Regions from separate parts of the Mus musculus genome. Here region 2 is linked to region 1. The links are chromatin loops, found by intact Hi-C in ENCODE. Cell type or tissue: heart. All regions are shown on one strand. Links, peaks and the distances in the headings refer to the core of each region. The heading gives the core; the rest is flanking DNA.

What was found. A loop is a pair of places that touch in the nucleus more often than their neighbours do. Peaks named below come from ENCODE experiments on the same cell type or tissue, not always from the same donor. Only the 100,000 strongest peaks of a DNase experiment are listed, where the experiment ranks them.
Region 2: it touches region 1 in a loop (2.1-fold over the local background); 5 of 42 quality-filtered maps call a loop at or near these places.

What each region holds. Positions count from the first base shown.
Region 1 is chr3:53,036,055-53,046,805 of GRCm38, reverse strand. Lhfp (lipoma HMGIC fusion partner) reads right to left here and starts at 5,259. Exons shown (of 4, transcript NM_175386.3): 1 at 5,032-5,259; 2 at 3,115-3,687. The coding sequence starts at 3,499. In heart, for the core only: CTCF peaks have their summits at 4,426 (motif pointing left) and 4,626; DNase peaks (open chromatin) are centred at 4,595, 5,365 and 5,965; H3K4me3 peaks cover 4,393 bases; H3K27ac peaks cover 5,128 bases.
Region 2 is chr3:53,092,906-53,100,905 of GRCm38, reverse strand. All of the region lies in intron 2 of Lhfp (lipoma HMGIC fusion partner), which reads right to left. C130075A20Rik (a long non-coding RNA gene) reads right to left here. Exons shown (of 2, transcript XR_003954475.1): 1 at 6,691-8,000; 2 at 1-4,096. Among named protein-coding and RNA genes, the nearest start is that of C130075A20Rik, 4.9 kb to the right of the region's middle. In heart, for the core only: no CTCF peak of the experiment used is centred there; no DNase peak of the experiment used is centred there; H3K27ac peaks cover 330 bases.

The sequences.
Region 1 (10,751 bases), core at 1-8,000:
TTCATCTCTTGAAATATTCCTAAGATTGGAGGTCTTTATACAGAAGTCCCCATTTTATGTTGGCCTACTGGCTGGAAGGAGACATTTTAACTTCCGATCATCCATCACAACAATACTCAAACCCAAGGATGACACGCTGTCCTTTACCTTGTTCCAAAATACTGCAGGGGTTACACTGCCCGATGTCACACCATATGGGCAGACTCCAGACCCAGCAGGCCACAGTAAGCAGGATGCCTCTGTATCTCACCATTCCGCTGCTTCCTGTTGTTTTTGGAACAACCCTCACTTTAGCTAAACATATCCCTGCTTGAAGATTCATTTTTAGTAAGAGAGTCTGTCTCTCTCCCGGCAGAGTCTCCTAAATGCTCTTCCATTCTGACGCTAATCTCAAGACTTTCAGAACTCCTTGATTTGCCATCTCCTGGTCTTTAAAAACACTCACTCACTTTATGAAGAATCAAATAAACCCACTAACCACATAAGTTTTGAGAATTTAAAAATAAGAAACAATTATGTAGTGAACAACCAGAGGGGGGGGGGGAACCTTCTGAAGGCATTTTGTCCTGTCATCTTTTCTCCTATTGGCTGTTGATGGTTAGTGACCGATTTTCAAACTCTCTCCATACTTCATGTCACTTTTTAACTCTAAATACACAATTTTCTGTGGTAACAGGTACATCTATTTAAGAGGTAGGTGTTTTTTTAATAACTCTCTTAGGTTTTTACTACAAGATTTTTGCCTGACCTAAGAAACATGTATAGGAAATAAGGCAATGCCAACTATTGGAGGCTGTTGAGATGGGTAAGAACGCCCACTGCGTGAGTATAAAGACCTGGGTTCAAGTCCTGACACATGCAAAAAGTCGGGCTTTCTTGTACCAACCCAGCAGCATTGTTAGGCTTTCAGGCTGCTGGTCGAATTCCAGATCCTGTGAGAGACTCTGTCTCAAGGGAATAAGGTGGAGAATGAAGGAGCAGGATACTGGATTCCATCTCTGGCCCTTGCAGGCACCTACATATGTACACAAGCTACACAGAAACACAAGCTCACACCAGAAGAAAACAGAAGACAGAAAGGAGGGATGGAGGGACAGAGGGTGGGGAGTGGAGGGACGTAGGGAGGGAAGGAGGAGGGAAGAGCAAAGTATGATTATCTAATATATATGCATTTGTGTGTCTCAAGTGTATTCTATAGAATGAAGAGTTAGCTCCATATAATTCAAAAATAAATCTATACACGAGATCATAAAACATATATACAAAGCAAAGCATGGTTATTTTATATATGTGTATATAAAATTTTATATATATATATATATATATATATATATAATGTCTATCCCCTTGGGTATTCTATAGAATGAAGAGTTAGCTCCACATAATTCAAAAAAATCCATACCCAGCTAAGAGAGAGAAGAAGAAGTCTCCTGGGCCTCAGATTCACTTCTTGTGGCCTTCCTTCATTACACGTTTAAAGGTAATCAATAAAAGCTGATTTCTCTTTGTAAGCATTTTCCTATTCTGCCAGAAATAATAGCAGTCTCTGCTCTAAAATGAAAAAAAAATGGAAAGTAATATTTACCATAAGAGGAGAGACTGGAACTGCCTAAGCGTTTTTCCTGTGCCAAGTAAAACACCAGCAAGCTCCGTTTATTCCTAAAGAAAAAGATTCCTCTCACTCGCCCTAGCGTTAGCCCTGCTCTGAAAATCTGCGACAACAGGTTTTCAAACACTGTGTTTACAGTTACACTCTTCAATGACAACCTCCTTGTTTCCTAAGAGTTTTACTACATTTCTGTAGAAACATGTCTATTAAAGTCAATAAAGGAATAGGAAAACAGGCAGGAGCGACTGACAGCCCCCATAGCACCCCCAGCCCCGGCACAGTGTAAGATGGGAAACCCCAGTGAAGCTAATTCCAGATAAGAACACAAAGGCGTGCACATAAATCTAAGTCTTGCCGGGAAGCACAAAGTGGCTTTGCTCTACCCATTCTCAGCACGCTGACTTACAAAGCTGTACGATAAATAATCTGAAATAAGGGGTTCTCTAATCTGTATTGGATGCCTCAAACATGGCCATTTTAAGGGCCTTTTCTTCTGGAGTCTTCAGAAAAGACTGTAAGAAAACTATCGAGTGGAAGAATAATACACTTTTCCTTTGTTATGAAGTTCCACACACACTTTCTCAGGTTTTCCCGGCTTCCTGTTTCCCTTCCGTCTGTCCCATCTATGCAGGCTGTCATATTTCACCAGGCCATATTGCAAATCAGACAAGTTCAGCCAGTCAGGTTGAGGGATGGAGGTGAAAAGGCCCAGTGGAAAACATATAAAGTGCAATTAGAACCATATGACCAGAGATATTGAAGCAATACTGGCTGGAAGCGCGCCAAGTGAAAGTCAGACCTCGTCTGGTGTTACTGAGACTATCCAGCGCGTTTGGGACAGCACACACCATTCTTTAAACACTGTATTCTTTTCTTTCCCCTCACAGAAAAAGTTACCAAAGAAGTTAAGATCTCATACTGTAATCAGCCTAGAACTGTATTTGTAACATAGTGAAAAAATATACTTGCCAAGATGAAATTGGGCATCTGAAACTTACTTCGAAAAGTATTATAAAATTAAACAAAGGTCAGTGTTATATCCACTGAGAGTCTTACGGGGGTTTCATCATGATCACAGTATTGAATCGGACACCTTTTGCATTTTTCTATGAAGTCTTTGCCTCTAAAGACCTCAAGTGTTTAGCAAGGCAAAAACAATCCATGGGTCTACTGTTGGACAAAAAGATGCTATGAAATACCAACTATCTCCCTAGCACATATGTTACACACAGCCCATACATGTTTGTGTCTCATAGGTTGTACCCAGCAGGCCACGGATGCATATATTTAAGGATGAACAGGCATGAAGAACCCTGACACTGTAAAAAGAATTCTGGCAAAAATCTTGGACTTTGCTGGATCTCTTACCATGGCCACTTCAGATCTATTTTTTCTTGTACTCCAAATGCCAATTACAACCAAGCATCAGAAGACAAATGAAACATAATTTTCTATACTGCTTTGAGATTCTATGGAAACAATTCAAGTTTGGCAAAGTCACTTACCCCCCAGGAACTGGATTCCCCCAGCCACTCTTCCTACAGTCCTGGAGATGAGTTCCGACACGCAGCAACCCATCAGGGCAGTGAGAGCCACCAGGAGCAACAGGCCGCAGCCAAGGCCTGTCACTATGGTACAGATCCTCCACTCGGTGCTGGGGATGCCCTGGAAGGAGGCATAGCGCCCACACTCCTCCACCATCACCATCATCTGCCGACTCTCATCGTGAACAGGATAGGAGCACCTCCGGAAAGTGCCAAAGGATACAGGCTTGCCTAGCTGAGACCCCCAGAGCCAGTATGGCATGAAGAACCCCACACAGGAGGTGGCAGCGGAAAGGAAGGAAAGCAAAGCCCAGATCACCCCAGTACAAGTCAGGCTGGACGCCATCTTCCAACAGGCAGTGCAATGAGGGTCCGCTGTGATTGCACTAAAGGTGTGAAGGAAGGCGTGTAGTCACAAGAAACTCCCAGGTAGTCCACCGCTCTTCAAGGCGTATGTAGCTACTTGCCGTAACAGAGTTTCAGTATTACCGCGATCAGCTTCTCATACTTTGGAGTGAAGATGGCTGGTGGCCCCTGGTAAAATGGAATAGGAAACAAGGAAAGCTAAGTATGTCTAGCATATTTACACGTCTCAAGAAGCTCCACGGTTTTCATTTAGGAAACTTCAAACTTCCTTCAACGCTTCAAAAGTGGGAAGAACTAATTCTCTCCATACGCATCTCTATACAAGTTTTGCCAAACTAGCTCAAAGCTTTTCCACGTCTTTATCTCCTGTAAAAATGCTCCCAAATTAACTCTGACAGCTATTTACTTAAAGAAACGAATGGCTTCTATTTGCCAAGCCAGTGAATTCATTTCACATACTCACATTAAAAGCAATGTAGCATTTTTTACTAGCAGGAGACATAATTCCGGATATTAAAATAAAATGGACCATACAGTAGTTTGTTTATTTGGCTTGCAAGTTCACACTTAGTTTCTAGCCACTCCTCGGCATCACTTGATGAGTGTGCCAACCAAGCAACATGATAGTGGGAACTTCATACAATTACAGAAGTACTGTAAATTTAACTAACAGTATTCACCACTCAGGTGTATACATTGGATATATAGTTACACACCCCCAGTTACTGTAAATTTAACTAACAGTATTCACCACTCGGGTGTATATATCGGGTGATATATAGTTACACACCCCCAGTACTCGATAACACTAAAAACGCCTTCTGTCTTAATTTTCCGGGGCAAATGTGTTCACGCCTCCTATTTTGACTCCTTGGCTTCAGTGCTTTCACCTGCTGGCCATTTCAGACCAAGCACTCACTCTTTTCCAATACCTAATGTCAAGTCAGCTATTCAAAAGGGTTCGATGAGGTGGGCTGGCTTGCACACCTGGCTACACTCTCCACAAAGAACACAGAAGAACACCCCCACCCCGTCGGGTTCCATCTGCAAACTGCTTCCAAACTCCAGTCTCCTACACTTTGCTCGCCCTCTGTTCTGGATTCTACCCAAAGGGGAGCTCCCTCTGGCTACGGTTTTTAAAATCGTGTCAGCTGTGAGCAGAGGCTGAAGTTGAGTTGGTCTGGGGGTTACCATTAAAGGTGGGGAGTGGGAAGAAAGGGACCTCTTTCTCAGCTGGAGTGAGTTACCCTAGTCCAGATGAACTTAAACCCACCATCCTCCCCCAAAACTGCTAGACGCACGCACCGCACCCTGGAGCACACAGGAACACACACAATGATCTCTGGATGCAAAGCGGCACGGGGAAGTTCTTGCAGCCGGCTCTGAGAAAGGGACGGATAAGGATGGAAAGGAAGGCAGCACCCCCCGGAGGCCGACAGGACCTCAGCTGAACTATGCCACTCGGAAAGACAGGAGGGACCCGGGCACGGGGCCCCGGGGCGCGCTACTTACCCGGTCGGGCGGCGGCCGCGGTCCCTCGCGAGTCCCGGGCGCAGCACAACTTGCTGTCTTTCCCTGGCGGGGACAGCGCGGCACCAAAGAAGACTGTCTTTCTTGCCTTTGCCACTATCCCGACGGAGATCGAGGCGAGTCTGGAGAGCTGGGGTGGAGGGTCAGGGGGACCCACCCGGAGAGCCCGCCGGCTGCGGCCGTGCGGCCCGGGAACACGGTGGATGCCGGCTCCAGCTTTGGCAGGCGAGGCACGCGCCGCCTCTTCCCCGCCCTCCCTTTGCCGCTGTCCCCTCCCCTCGGCCCCGCCGCGCAGTCCTGGACGCGCGAGAGTGGGGGCGGCAGACAGACTGAGAATCCAGGGAGAAAGTTGCTCGCCTTCCCCGCAGCTCCCCGGGGGCGCCGAGGCCACACCCGACCCCTGTTTGCTTTTCTGGGTCAAACCCTGGGGTCTGGGGCTGCAGTGTTCGCGCGGCCTTTATGAGGACCAGGATGGGAAGTAGCCTCAGAGATGGGGAGAGCGATGTCTATGAGCTTTAAGGGGCTCTTGAGAAGTGGTCACTTTGGAGGGCAGAGAGCATGACGGGTGTGGACATAGGAAAGAGAAGGCTGGGCACGCCATGCGAGGCTGCTGGATTCCGTGGGGGCAAAGCCAGAAAGAAAGAAGGCAGGCTACTCCCCTGCCAGCCTCTCCCAACAGCTGCAAACCTTTGGGAACTTCTTTCAAGACATTTCTCTTCCTCTTTTTCCTCTTCCTCTTTCCTGGGTTTCCCCCCACTCCCTTACCTCCCCTCTCACCCTCTCTCCTCTTTCTGCTACCCTCCTTTCTCCTCCCGTCCCCTTCCCTGCCTCTTACCCACTCCACTCCCCAACCCATGATCAGCTTTAACATCTATCTACACAACCTTTGAATTTCCTTTCTGAAATCTGCTCCTTTTGATTTCTTCTCAGGCCCTGCCCAGTTCTGACTTGCCATCAGCCTTTTTAACCCTTCGGAAGCCAGAGCCGTATTCTGTGGGTGACTGACTGACCTCTGGAGTCTCCACAGAGGACAGTTATTTTAGGAAGCTGCCATCTGGGACCAGCAACTTTTGAAGTACATACTTGCCTAGATGCAGTTTTTGTGATGTGCCTTTTTCAAAGCAGCTGGAAGTAATAACTGGGTAGGAATATATTTCATAATAAAATTTCGAGTGCACCATTGAATTGGGCGGCATCAGCTGGAGACAGGTTGTTTCAGGATTGTTTGAAAGGTTTTAAGTGATTGATTCCAAGCCTTTCCTTTGTAGGAATAGGATACAGGTAATGAGCCTCCCAGGAAAGCGATGTAATACACATTAAGTTTATCACAATAGTCTTGAGAAGAGGAAAGAATAGTTCCTGGGAGACATTTGGCAGAGTCTGGAGATATTTGGGGTAAGCATGACCCATAGACTGGGAAGGCCCTACTGGCAGCCAGTCCATAAAGCCAGGAGTCTGCTCTGTAACTACACAGGGCACACCCAGAATCATCTAGCTTGAAGTGTGAGTAGGGCCAAGGCTGGGAAGTCATGTTTCAAAATGTCACATGGTTTTTAGCTCACCCATGAACCTCAGGTTTAGAGATCTGGATTTGAAGTTTTCCTTTGTTAACGTACGTTTTTTAACTCTGCTTGTGCAAATCACCAGTTATTGAGCATGGTGGCCATATAATAACAGGTCTGACTTGTAGCTAAATACCACCGCCTGGCTATCACATATCTCATATCTATGTAATGTGGAGGTAGCAGATACCAGCCTAGACAAAATTATACAGTGGCAGCCAGACTCACCCACACACAAACACTCACTCACACACTACCCACCGGGTATCCAGTCTAGGACACTTTCTCAAGCTTAGAGGAGCTTGAGAAAGTGACATGGATTGCCAAGGAGGCGTCCGTTGCAAATTCTTTCATTACTGCGTGTCAGTACACTGGGTGTATGAATAGATGACTTCATCTAATTCTCAAAAAAAGGGAGAGAAAAGCCACGAAGGCAGTTATCATTTCACAGAGAAACAGCTGATTAACCTGTAAGCATATGATTAAAACACAGACTTCTAAAAAAAAGAAATCTCATTATTTGCATTCTATTAAGTAATGTAAACATTACCGGAGAGGTTTGGCTAATATGAAAAAGGAAGAAATGAAGAAGTCAAAAGCTTAGAATCCTATCAGAATGAAATATTCATCATGTGTGGAGTCCTTGTGGGCTGCACTTCCTGGGACTCGACATTCCAACTCAGACGAGTCTGTCCCCTCATTTGTAAAACAGAGCTTGAAACCAATTCCATTTAATGTTTCTGAACTGTCAGTGTGATGGCAATATGGGCACTCCTACCTCGGAGAAGGGAGGTAGGGGTCATCTAATCTGTGCAAGTGGGTGACTGCACAGATGAGGTGACAGGTCTGGATCCTTCCAGTGTCTCACTCAAGGCAGCTATAGAATCACAACTCATTTCTTTTTCATCCCACCATATAATTATCTTCTCAAGCTATAAAATCTTCTGAATTACCCTCCAGATTCTGGCATGTATACTTTACCAGCACATGCATTATGCTATCTTTGAAAACCTTTGCATTCGATTTACATCTTCAAAGGATCCCTAAGTTTCTTCACAGCCGGAAGTTCCCACACAGCAGATGCTGATGTACCTCCTGCTCCAGGCTCGGGAGCAGAATGTTTGCCTTAAGCAGGGCTATTGAGTAGTCAGATGGTATCATGGAGGTATGGGAGACTGTGGGCATTCATGACAACACTTTCAGTTGCTTATCCAATGTTACTTCCAATCCCGCCCCCTTTGTTCAACAGATGCTCCTCTGACTTCCCTTAAACTCCGTGGTGGTTACTCAATGTCCCTGTAGCCAATGAATCTACTAAGGAGAACTTGGGGGAAAATACTCCGTGCTCAAGCAGGGAAGCCTGAGAGATTGTTTCCCCCATCTTCCTGGCTGTCTTTGCTCCTGTTCTTAAAGCATTAAATGTTTGGCATTACAACAACCATCTTGTATTTATGAGAATAGGAAGGCTATAGGGACATGACCCAACATTCTCACAATGTCAGCTCCTTATTTCCTTTTGAATTTTCTTTCTGATGGAATGATGGGCATGTGCCACCATGCCTAGACCCTTGTGAATAGTCCTGAGTAAACAATAAAGTGTTCATATGGTTTAAATCACCGTAAGTTGCGTGTTTCTTCTAATAACTGTATCTCTCATTAAGCACTATGGATACTGCATATGCTCAATGACAGTAATATACACAAGTCAACTTGGTACTATGGTGCTTGGCAAGGTGGGTACAGCAGAGCCTCACTAACTGAAAGTGGACAGAAGAATTAATGAACAGATTAACATCATGTGATTGCTATACTTGCTGTGGTGCAAGTGGAATTTCCTTTAAACAAATAAGGTATGCTACATAAGTCACTGATGTAGTGGTGAAACACGGGGAACAGAACCAAGCACTTCTGACCCCCGGGGAGAGGAACAAGAGATTTCTTTAGTTCCTATCTGCTGGAATCACCGTTGTCTAGCTGGTCCACCTTCACATCCTGTTCTCTCTTCCCCATCTTTTTCTCTTAAGAAAGCAGCAAAAGCTAAAAATCTTCTTTTCTAGCCTACACATAGGGTCAAGTGGAGATGTCACAGTTCTGAGAAATGATGATGGGGCCTTTGCATGCAGTCTCTTCTGGGCCAGAATCAGATATGATGGCCATCTAACCACAAAGTGCCCATGTTCCAGTTGTGGGATGATAGGTATGATGATAAAATTCAACACTGCAGGAATGATGATACCAGATATAGAAAGAATCAGGATTCTTTTTTTCTTTTTAGGTTTATTTATTTATTATATCTAAGTACAGTGTAGCTGTCTTCAGACATACCAGAAGAGGCTGTCAGATTTCATTACGGATGGTTGTGAGCCACCATGTGGTTGCTGGGATTTGAACTCAGGACCTTTGAAAGAGCAGTCAGTGCTCTTAACTGCTGAGCCATCTCTCCAGCCCCAAGAATCAGGATTCTTGATGCCTTCAGTTGATTACTGGATTACATCTGGGGCATGGGGGATAGTCATTGTATTTGAAACACAAGCTTTTCTCAAAGCACAGCAATAGAAACAGGAATAGTCTTAAACACAGTTTATAGAAGTCAGACCTACGAATAATGCAGAGAGGGAAGTTCTTATTGTTGTAAGTTTATCTGATATAAAGGTTTCCCTTGAAGCGCAGGCAGGAAGGCTGTAGGTACCTAAGAAAACTGTAGACAGGACAGGTGCTGATGGGACCAGGGAGGAGAAGTTTACCTGGCTACTCATTCCTGGAATGCCCGTCAGCTCTTCACCAATGAGAAAACATTCCTGAAGGGCACTGCTCCACCCGCACAACTGCAGTTAGTACAGAAGCAGTGAACTGCTCTCTTTCCCTCCTTGTGAACCAACCCCTCTGCTTCCTACATCCCATCTTGAGACTGATTTGAAAGGCTACTGTGAAAGTATCTTACTCCATTTTGTCAACCTTAGCCACAGGGAACAAGGTTCCTGGCCCCTATTTGAAGTCGTGTGACCAATGCTAACATGCCATTCGTACTCTTAGCACAGCTATACCAAATGGGGTTGGCCCATCCCACTTCCTGTGAATGTCCTTTAGTGCTTTTGTAGACTTGCGTCACCTTACCCGGCAGTCTACTTATGTACAATTTCTAAGCATAGCAAGCTGTATGACTATTCCCCAGAACACGCGTGGAAATAATGTGTATACTGCCTCTGATCCACTCCCAGCGGTGCTGTCTGCAAATTACCTTGAAAATGTAAAATGTCATGTAATTTCTATATATTATCCCCTTACACATTAAAGTAGCAGACAAATCTTAAATCAATAATTTATTCATAAGTTGGAAAATGTGAGGTATTAAATCACATTTAATATACTAAGGGTTTCACACTGAGCTGTCAAAATGGGAAATGACCACAATACATATTTTAGCTAGATGGCCAGTATGCATTGTGCATAGTTAGGTTTCTAATGAATCATGGTTTCTGTGCTACTATAAAATTATTATTCTTTTCTTTCACCATCATCTCAGGAGTGGTCTGTGGTTTCTATTTTTCTTTTCACAGTATGTAAAGAGATGTATTTTATGAGGACAGTTGACAGTAGATAAGAATTGTTGTCATATTTTGTAGGGTTTTAAGGCAGTGTATTGTTAGACATCCTAGACAGGGCTTTCAACTCACAGCAATTCTCCTGCCTCAGCCTACCAGGTGCTGCGGTGTCAGGCATATGCCATCATTCCCTGAAAGAGTTAATTTGTATGCACAATAATAGAGACTAGCAGTCGGTTGTAACCTCTGAGAATTTTGAAATCTTAATTCTCCCCATCACACAGTAAAGGATATTTGTGGACCGATATGTTAATAGACTGAACTAACAAAAGAAAGTTACAGTTGAAACTTGATATCATAATTCCCCAGAGGAAGTGGTTTCCTATTTTAGCTGTAGTGAAATGGAAGACTTCTCCCCAGCTCTCTGGTTTCCTACAAACCCTGGCCTCTGCACGCATGCCTGCCAACTAGACAAACTGAAGGGTCAGGAGAAGCCGGGTACCTAGTGACTCTCCCACACCAGCAGGAGACTCTGAACCCAGGAATCCTGCTCTGATCACACTGCAGAGACGGAGAAGAATGGCCATGCGTGCAGTGC
Region 2 (8,000 bases), core at 1-8,000, 54 kb before region 1:
GGTCTATTTAAAATGCAATTTGCTGATTGGAAAAGAAACAATGAAAAACAAAGAGAATAAGTGAAAATAACACTTGTTATATACTCATGCTCTAGGTAGGTTAGTGTGTCAGGGGGTCAGATGTAACTCATACTTCCCCCACCTCGGTTTTAAAAATAGTTACATTGTCTCCATGTTTTAGATCCCAAATCTAAGATAACCTCAAGTCCTCTGGACATCATCTTTGATTGGGATCATCTACTACCGAGTATCTACCGTCAGACGTTTCACCCTTACATTCCATTCCCCTCTGATACATGTTGTCTAGGGCACTTTCAGTTTGGGCTAATAGATGGTTCAGGGGTCCTTATTAAAGTGTTCTATTTTGATGTGAACCATCTAGCCAGGGAAAGTAAACTATGTGTTCACCATATCCACATTTGCAGCCTCCTCCATATTGACCTCCTGCATTGCCAAGTCTGTCTCATTCTCTCCAGCTCCAAATGCTGGAACAGTCTATTGGCTGGACTTCTAGACTCCGTGGCACCCTTCCTTTCTTCCTACGCATCTATTCCCTGCAGGCAATCTTCCTAAAGGGGGAAATCTACCAGCATCCATCCCGCCTTCAATGGCTTATCCAACATTCAGAGTGAAGTTTAAATGCTTTAGGGTCATACTGTTCAAAGCCCTCCATGTTTTTCTATCATTCAGTAAATCCTCATTGTATGTTTGTTGACTTCAAAAGAACTGAAATTTCCCAGTTAGTAGTGAAGATAGGTACTTAGCACTTTTCCAAGATACTGAAGTATTGAAATGTGGGTATTTTGGGCCTTATACAAGTTGTCTTCTGGTAAACAACACAAGACCCAAGATACCTCTTTGAAAAATAGTTTGCCAATATCTTTCAGCAATCTAGATGGTGAGCCAACACGTGTTCTGAATGTATTATAGAAGCATTTTAGTTGAAATGGCCCTTGTAGGAATATTTTTGAATGGTGAAAGAGTCTAATATAATATTTATATTTTCTATTTCATTGGCTTCATATTTTCTACCTTTTTTGACAGCTCACATTGGACCAACCCACGGGAAATCTCAGGACTGGCAGTACATGTCCCGGAACTTGTTATGTGTTCACATCCTCTTGTGACGGCCTCTCGGCTTTTTGATACTAACTAACTGGAGATAGGGAATTTTAAAATTCAGATATTCAGAAACTCCACCTGTGACTTAGGATTGAAGACAGGTGTGTCCTCAACTTGAAATCCATCCCATAGGCAGGCACCAACCCCTAACACTATTGAGGATGCTCTGTTAATGCTTGCAGACAGGAGCATGCTGTCCTCTGAGAGGCTCCACCCAGCAGCTGACTCAGATGCATGCAGACACCCACAGCCCAACAGTGGATGGAGCTTGGGGACATTACGGAAAAACAGGAGGAAGGATTACTGGTCCTGAAGGGGATAGGAACTCCTCAGGAAGACCAACAGAATCAACTAACCTGGACCCTTGCGGCTCTCAGAGACTGAACCACCAACCAAAGAACATACACAGGCTGAACCTAGGGCTCCCTGCACATATTTGGCTGATGTGCAGCTTGGTCTTCACGTGGGTTCCAAACAACTGGGCTGGGCTCTATCCCAGAAGCTATTGCCTGTACATGGGAGGTGTTCTTCTAACTGGGCTGCCTTGTCTGGCCTCAATGGGGAAAGGAAGTGCCTAGTCTCTCAGAGACTTGAAGTGCCGGGGTCAGCGGACACCCAGGGGGGCCCCACCCGCTCCCAGGAGAAGAGGAAGAGGAATGGAGGAAGGATTGTGGAAGGGGGTGACCAGGAGGGAGCCCCCTCCACAATTTTTTTACTTATTCATTTTATACCTGGGAGTAGGATATAAAATGAGTAAGTAAAAAAAAAAATTAATTAAAAAAAAAAGAAAGCTAGGTCGTGGTGGTGCACGCCTTTAATTTCAGCACTTGGGAAGCAGAGGCAGGCGGATTTCTGAGTTTGAGGCCAACCTGGTCTACAAAGTGAGTTCCAGGACAGCCAGGGTTATACAGAGAAACCCTGTCTCGAAAAAAAAAAAAAAAAACCCAAAAACCAAAAACCAAAAACAACAAAAAACAAAAAAAGGAGAAGAAGAAGAAGAAGAAGAAGAAGAAGAAGAAGAAGAAGAAGAAGAAGAAGAAGAAGAAGAGGAGGAGGAGGAGGAGGAGGAGGAGGAGGAGGAGGAGGAGGAGGAGGAGGAGGAGGAGGAGAAGGAGAAGAAGAAGAAGAAGAAGAAGAAGAAGAAGAAGAAGAAGAAGAAGAAGAAGAAGAAGAAGAAGAAGAAGAAGAAAACAGGTATGTCTGTAAAACTGTAAAGGTAAGTCACATCTTGTCTGATATCAGTGTGAAAATGAATCAATAAACCAGATATTAAGCAACGAGGCTGCTTGGAAAGACAGGGCCTAAATATAGGAGAAGCTTTAAACGACTTAAATAATCCCACGGAGCTCATTCATTATGCTCTCTTTATGCTGTCTACACTGGCCAAGTTTTGCGTAAATGAAAACTCTGTTTGCATACACTAAGAACAATGCAGAAGTAAGCATATTATAATGTCAGCAGTTAAGAGGAAGCTGGGTCTGGAGTTCAGACTGGCTTTCTATGCTGCTCCTGCACATTTTATTACAATGCATGCAGCTTTATTCATTTCACTGCCCATGATAGAGCTGAGCATGGTGGCTCTAAAAGATGCATAACTTTGAGTTCTACCCTGGTAACAGTCACTTATTTTCCAATATAACACAGGCAAAAGTGCTTCACTGTGTGTAATTATGCCATTGTCCTAACACCATTCCTATATACCTTAGGGCCAAGGGATAAGATAAATGATTAACCCCATAGGAACTCAAAAGTATAAGCTAGGTTTCTCCGTCAGAAGCTACCTACAAAGCCAGCTTCTTAGAGGTAGTTCCTTATCACTGAAAAGTAAAACAGCTACCCCAAGCCAAAATACTACTGATAACACTTCCATTCAAACACAAAGGCAGACAGCTCTCCCTTCTGTCAGTTTCAGAGACCCCAAAGTTCCATCCTGACTCAGGACTTCCTCATCCAGACTCAATTTCCTCTTCAGATGACAGTTGATGTGACTAGTCAAACGATTCGCCAAGTCAATGCATTTCGTGTATATTGAGACTTTGGTCAGAAAGGGCTAAATATGGCAGACAAATAATAATCAAAACATTTCAAATAGCTAACACAAGCCAGCTCTGACTACTGCCAAACAGTAACAAAAATAGGACACTCAGAAAAACTATTTTTTTAAACAAAAACAAACACCTGAAAACCAGCAACATTCTCCCAAAATGAGAAATATTATCACTAAAACAAGTCTTTCTACTCCGATGCCTCAAAACCAGAGACGATAAGCATGTCGACAGAAGTACGACGCATGATGTTGTAAATACCACAAAAGTGACAAGACTAATTCAAATATAAATTTACTTGGGAAATTTGATAAGGGCAGAAATTCTACCTCAAATCCTCTTTTAAAGAGTTGCTAATGCATTTGACCTTAGCTTGACTTTTGAACACACCAGTTTTTCAGTAAAGATGGTGGAGACTATTTCTTCAAATTACTGATGGGTTATTTAGCATCAAAGTCTTAGCCTAGTCTGAGGGCTAGAACGCTTTCAGGGACAATTAGTAATGAGCTTCCCTTTTCATCTTGCCCTCACAACTGCAGGAGAGCTCAAATATCAATTATACTGAGGAATTTTCTCATTTCATAACGTTAATAACAAAATACCCATTGAGCATTTACACACACACACACACACACACACACACACACACACACACACACACGATATATGAGAACTGTGTCATCAAAGCTGAGAATGGAATTCTGATCCATTGTCACTCTTTTGTGACCATTAGGTGAGCCCCATGTATAATACCTCCTTTTGCAGTGATACAAGAGGGGTTACCTTTGGATGTATGTAGGTTCCTGAAGGATAAAGAAAGTAGTTTTGGCTGTTTCTAACAGAGAGCAGAAGATAATTTGACTCCAGGTAAGTCATGCATAGCATGGCTTTGGGGCCATGACAGCCAAGATACCAGCATCCAACGTGATCTGAAAGGAAATGCCCATGGTTAAATTCTGCATAATCCTGGACTGCTTCTACAAATATAGCAGCTTCTATATTTTGTGTCTCCAGTCTCCCTTGAAGGCCCATGTGTTTAAGGCTTGGTTTCTAAAGTGGCATTCCTGGGGACGGTAGGTGTTGTAACAGGAAACCCCTAGGAGAACTCTGTGTTACTGGAGGGCATGTGGAATCCTGCGCCTTCCTCCTTTTCTCTCTGTCCTGGCCATGAGGTGGTTTTTGCTCATTACATGGACCCACCATGAAGAGCTACATAATCACAGGCTCCAAAGCAGTGATTCCACCCAGTTGTAGTCTTGCACTTCTGAACTTTGAGCCCAAAATAAACCCTTCTCTTTATAAGTTAATCGACTCGGGCATTCTGTTACAGTGATAGAAAGCTATCACACTGTTGCTTTCTTGCCAGCTGGCTTGCTTCCATAGGACAGAGGGAGCACACGATACCTGCAGCCTTTCACATGGACCATTTAGATAAACCAGAGACAAAAGCCCTTGCTCTCAGCGTCAATCAATACTTCTTCCAAGTTTGAAGTAAAGATAAACTATTTTTAAATCCCGTCCCTCTCTAGGGCCACACGGTACAATATCTGTGTGATCCTTTCATCTTGAATTGGATTTTAGCAAGGAGGCCTTCAGATTGCCCTAAAGCTATCAAAGGCACATATAACCAGGTTGTACCACCAGGCTGCAATTCTCTATACATGTGTTTCATGTGCGTTCTGTGTAGTGAAAAGGAAATTAGGGGCTAGAAATGAGGATTCAATGCTTCTACAATATTTGAAGATTCCCCCTGCATCACTGCTGGGTTCATGCCATTTGATCAATAGAAGACATAGGATTTTCATACCAGTGAGAGTACTCGTAAAATATGCTGCATGTCAGGTTTGCCCTACACATGCTTGCTGTTTATTAACCACATTAACAGGGACAGCAACCAAGTGGAGCCTTTTCTTAAGTTATACAGGCGTAGTCATTATGTAGCAATATGCCTTACTGTGCCAACTGCAGAGCAGCTGAGAGCGGCTGGACAGCCGACCTGTTGGCTGATAACTCTGTTGTTTCAAAAGGTGGAAGAGAACAAAAGAAACCTTGTGATTTGAGGCTTAATTAGTTCTGATCAACCAACAAGGAGAGACTAATCAATGAAGGGCAAGGTAATGGAATCCTGAAAGGAAGTAGGTGGTCACTACTCTCTGCCCACCTTCCTTCACTGTCTCTTGCTCCATTACGTTGACTTTCTAGTTGCTTTTCTCCCAGCTACCAACTCATCCTAACCCTTTTGCATGTATGTGTATGCACACACACACATACACACAATCACATACACATACACTTACAGGCATATATACATAGTCACATACACACTCATACACACACTTACATTCATACACACATTCACATATACACACACATACACACATATATACACTTATACACAAAGACACATACACTCACACACATTCACACATATATACATACACTTACATACTCACACATACACACTGTGGTGGTTTGAATAAGTTTGGCTCCCATAGACTCATGTGTTTGAATGTTTGGCCCACAGGAAGCAACACTATTAGGAGGTATGGCCTTATTGGAGTCAGTGTGGCCTTATTGGAGGAAGTGTGTCACTGTAGGGATAGGCTTTGAGGTTTCCTATGCTCAAGCCCTGCCCAGTGTGGAATCAGAGCTTCTCCTGGCTGCCGGCAGGAGGATAGTTTCCTCCTGGCTGTCTTCGGAATAAGATGTAGAAGTCTAGGCTCCTCCAGCACCATGTCTGCCTGCCTGTTGCCATGCTTCCTGCCCTGATGATAATGGACTGAACCTCTGAAACTGTAAGCCAGCACCAATTAAGTGTTTGCCTTTATAAGAGTTGCCTTGGTGATGGTGTCTTTGAATAGCAATAAAACCCTAAGATACACATACACACACACACACACACACACACACACACACACACACATAAACATACCAGACATATACATACTCATACACACATATATATACATTCACTCTCTCTCTCTCTCTCTCTCTCTCTCTCTCTCTCACACACACACACACACACACACACACACATATATATACATATATATATATATATATATATATATACACACATACTAACATACACATACTTACATATGCTCACTCACACACACACACATGTACTCTCTCACACATATAAACATACACTTAGATACACATACATATACACTCACATACATACACACTCTCTCACACATATACACTTACACACATATGTAGACTCACACACACTTGTATATACTCACACTCATACACACATACACACACACGCATATACACACATTTTCATACACAAACACATACATATACTTATATACCCACACATATACATACATACTTTCATACATGCACACTCTCATACACACCTACATACACACACATACACACATTTACTCACACCCATATAGAAACACAGTTACATACACACACAAACACATACACACACTTACACATATACACACACATAGATTACCACAAACTGGCCACCACTGTGCCTAGGAACACCTTGTATACTTACACTATACTAAGTGTGTTGAGTAGGGGAGAGTCACCTTGATACGAAACCCCCAGGACTGGGCAACTCTCCTGTGCTCCTGCTCCTGTCTCGATAAACACTTGCTAAATTATAATCAGGTACAGAGTGAGTATTCCTCAGGTACTGCAGACTGCAAAGCTGTAAGCACAGTGACAAACACAACAACAAACATGATAAAAGTCAGCCTGAAAGAGAAGGTTGCAATCCACATAACTTAAATACTGCATGATTGCGTATCTGGCATTAGCAACCATAAAATATAGGACGAGGGAAATTTAATTTCAGGAGAGGGCTGCAGTAAATTCAAGGCTTACTGTGACTCTTAACGTATCTATGACGTTGGACAATTTATATAATCATTTGGGATTTTCATTTCCTCCCCTATTTAATTTTAGGTTTTACAACCAATCCATGCAAACTTATCTGCTATGCAGAATTACGTAGCCTCTGGTAACCAATATGTATTACTTTGACAAGGACTTAGGAGTCTAGAAACTAGGTAGAAGCCAGAAGTGTCACATGACCACTGAAATGGACATGAAGACCTAGATAGAAGAGGACTCAGCAACTACACTCAATTGGTAAATAACTTTATGATTGCAAATGCACTGGATTGTGGAGAGCATTCTGGGGAGATTTAAAAACCACGTGGTTAAAGGTGTTACTGAAAAATTCAAGGTCTGTAGCTTTACTTGTGTACCATTTTATGCTACGGCTCGTGTGTTGTCTGAATAGATACACAAATACAGCACCCATTTACTTTACAAAAGATGAGATATAAATCAAAGTTCCAGATTGGAAGCTAGGATTAAAATAAGTCAGAAGAGGGTGACAGAAGAAATATTTTTCTTTTTCTTTTAAAAATTTTGGTTGCTTGACACAGGGTCTCACTCTATAGACCTGACTGATCTGGGACTCCATATTTAGACCAGGAAAGCTTCAGACTTATCACAATCCCCCTATCTCAGCCTCCTGAGGGCTGTGGCTGCAGGCATGAGCTACTACTCCTCACTTTAAAAAGAACTTAAGTGGCGTGGAGAGGGCAAGAGAGGGTAGGGAGGACGGAGGAGAGCAAAGAAGAAAGGTGGGGGGGGGGAGAGAAAGGGAAAGAGAGGAGGAGGAGGAGGAGGAGGAGGAGTCGGAGGAGTCGGAGGAGGAGAAGTGTAAAAAAAAATCATCTTTTGTTTTTCTATCGTCTGCTCCTGGAAAGACAGCTCTGAGACTAATTATTTATTAATAAATGCTTTGGGCATGAGCTTTGGCTCATTCCCCGACTAACTCATAACTTATTT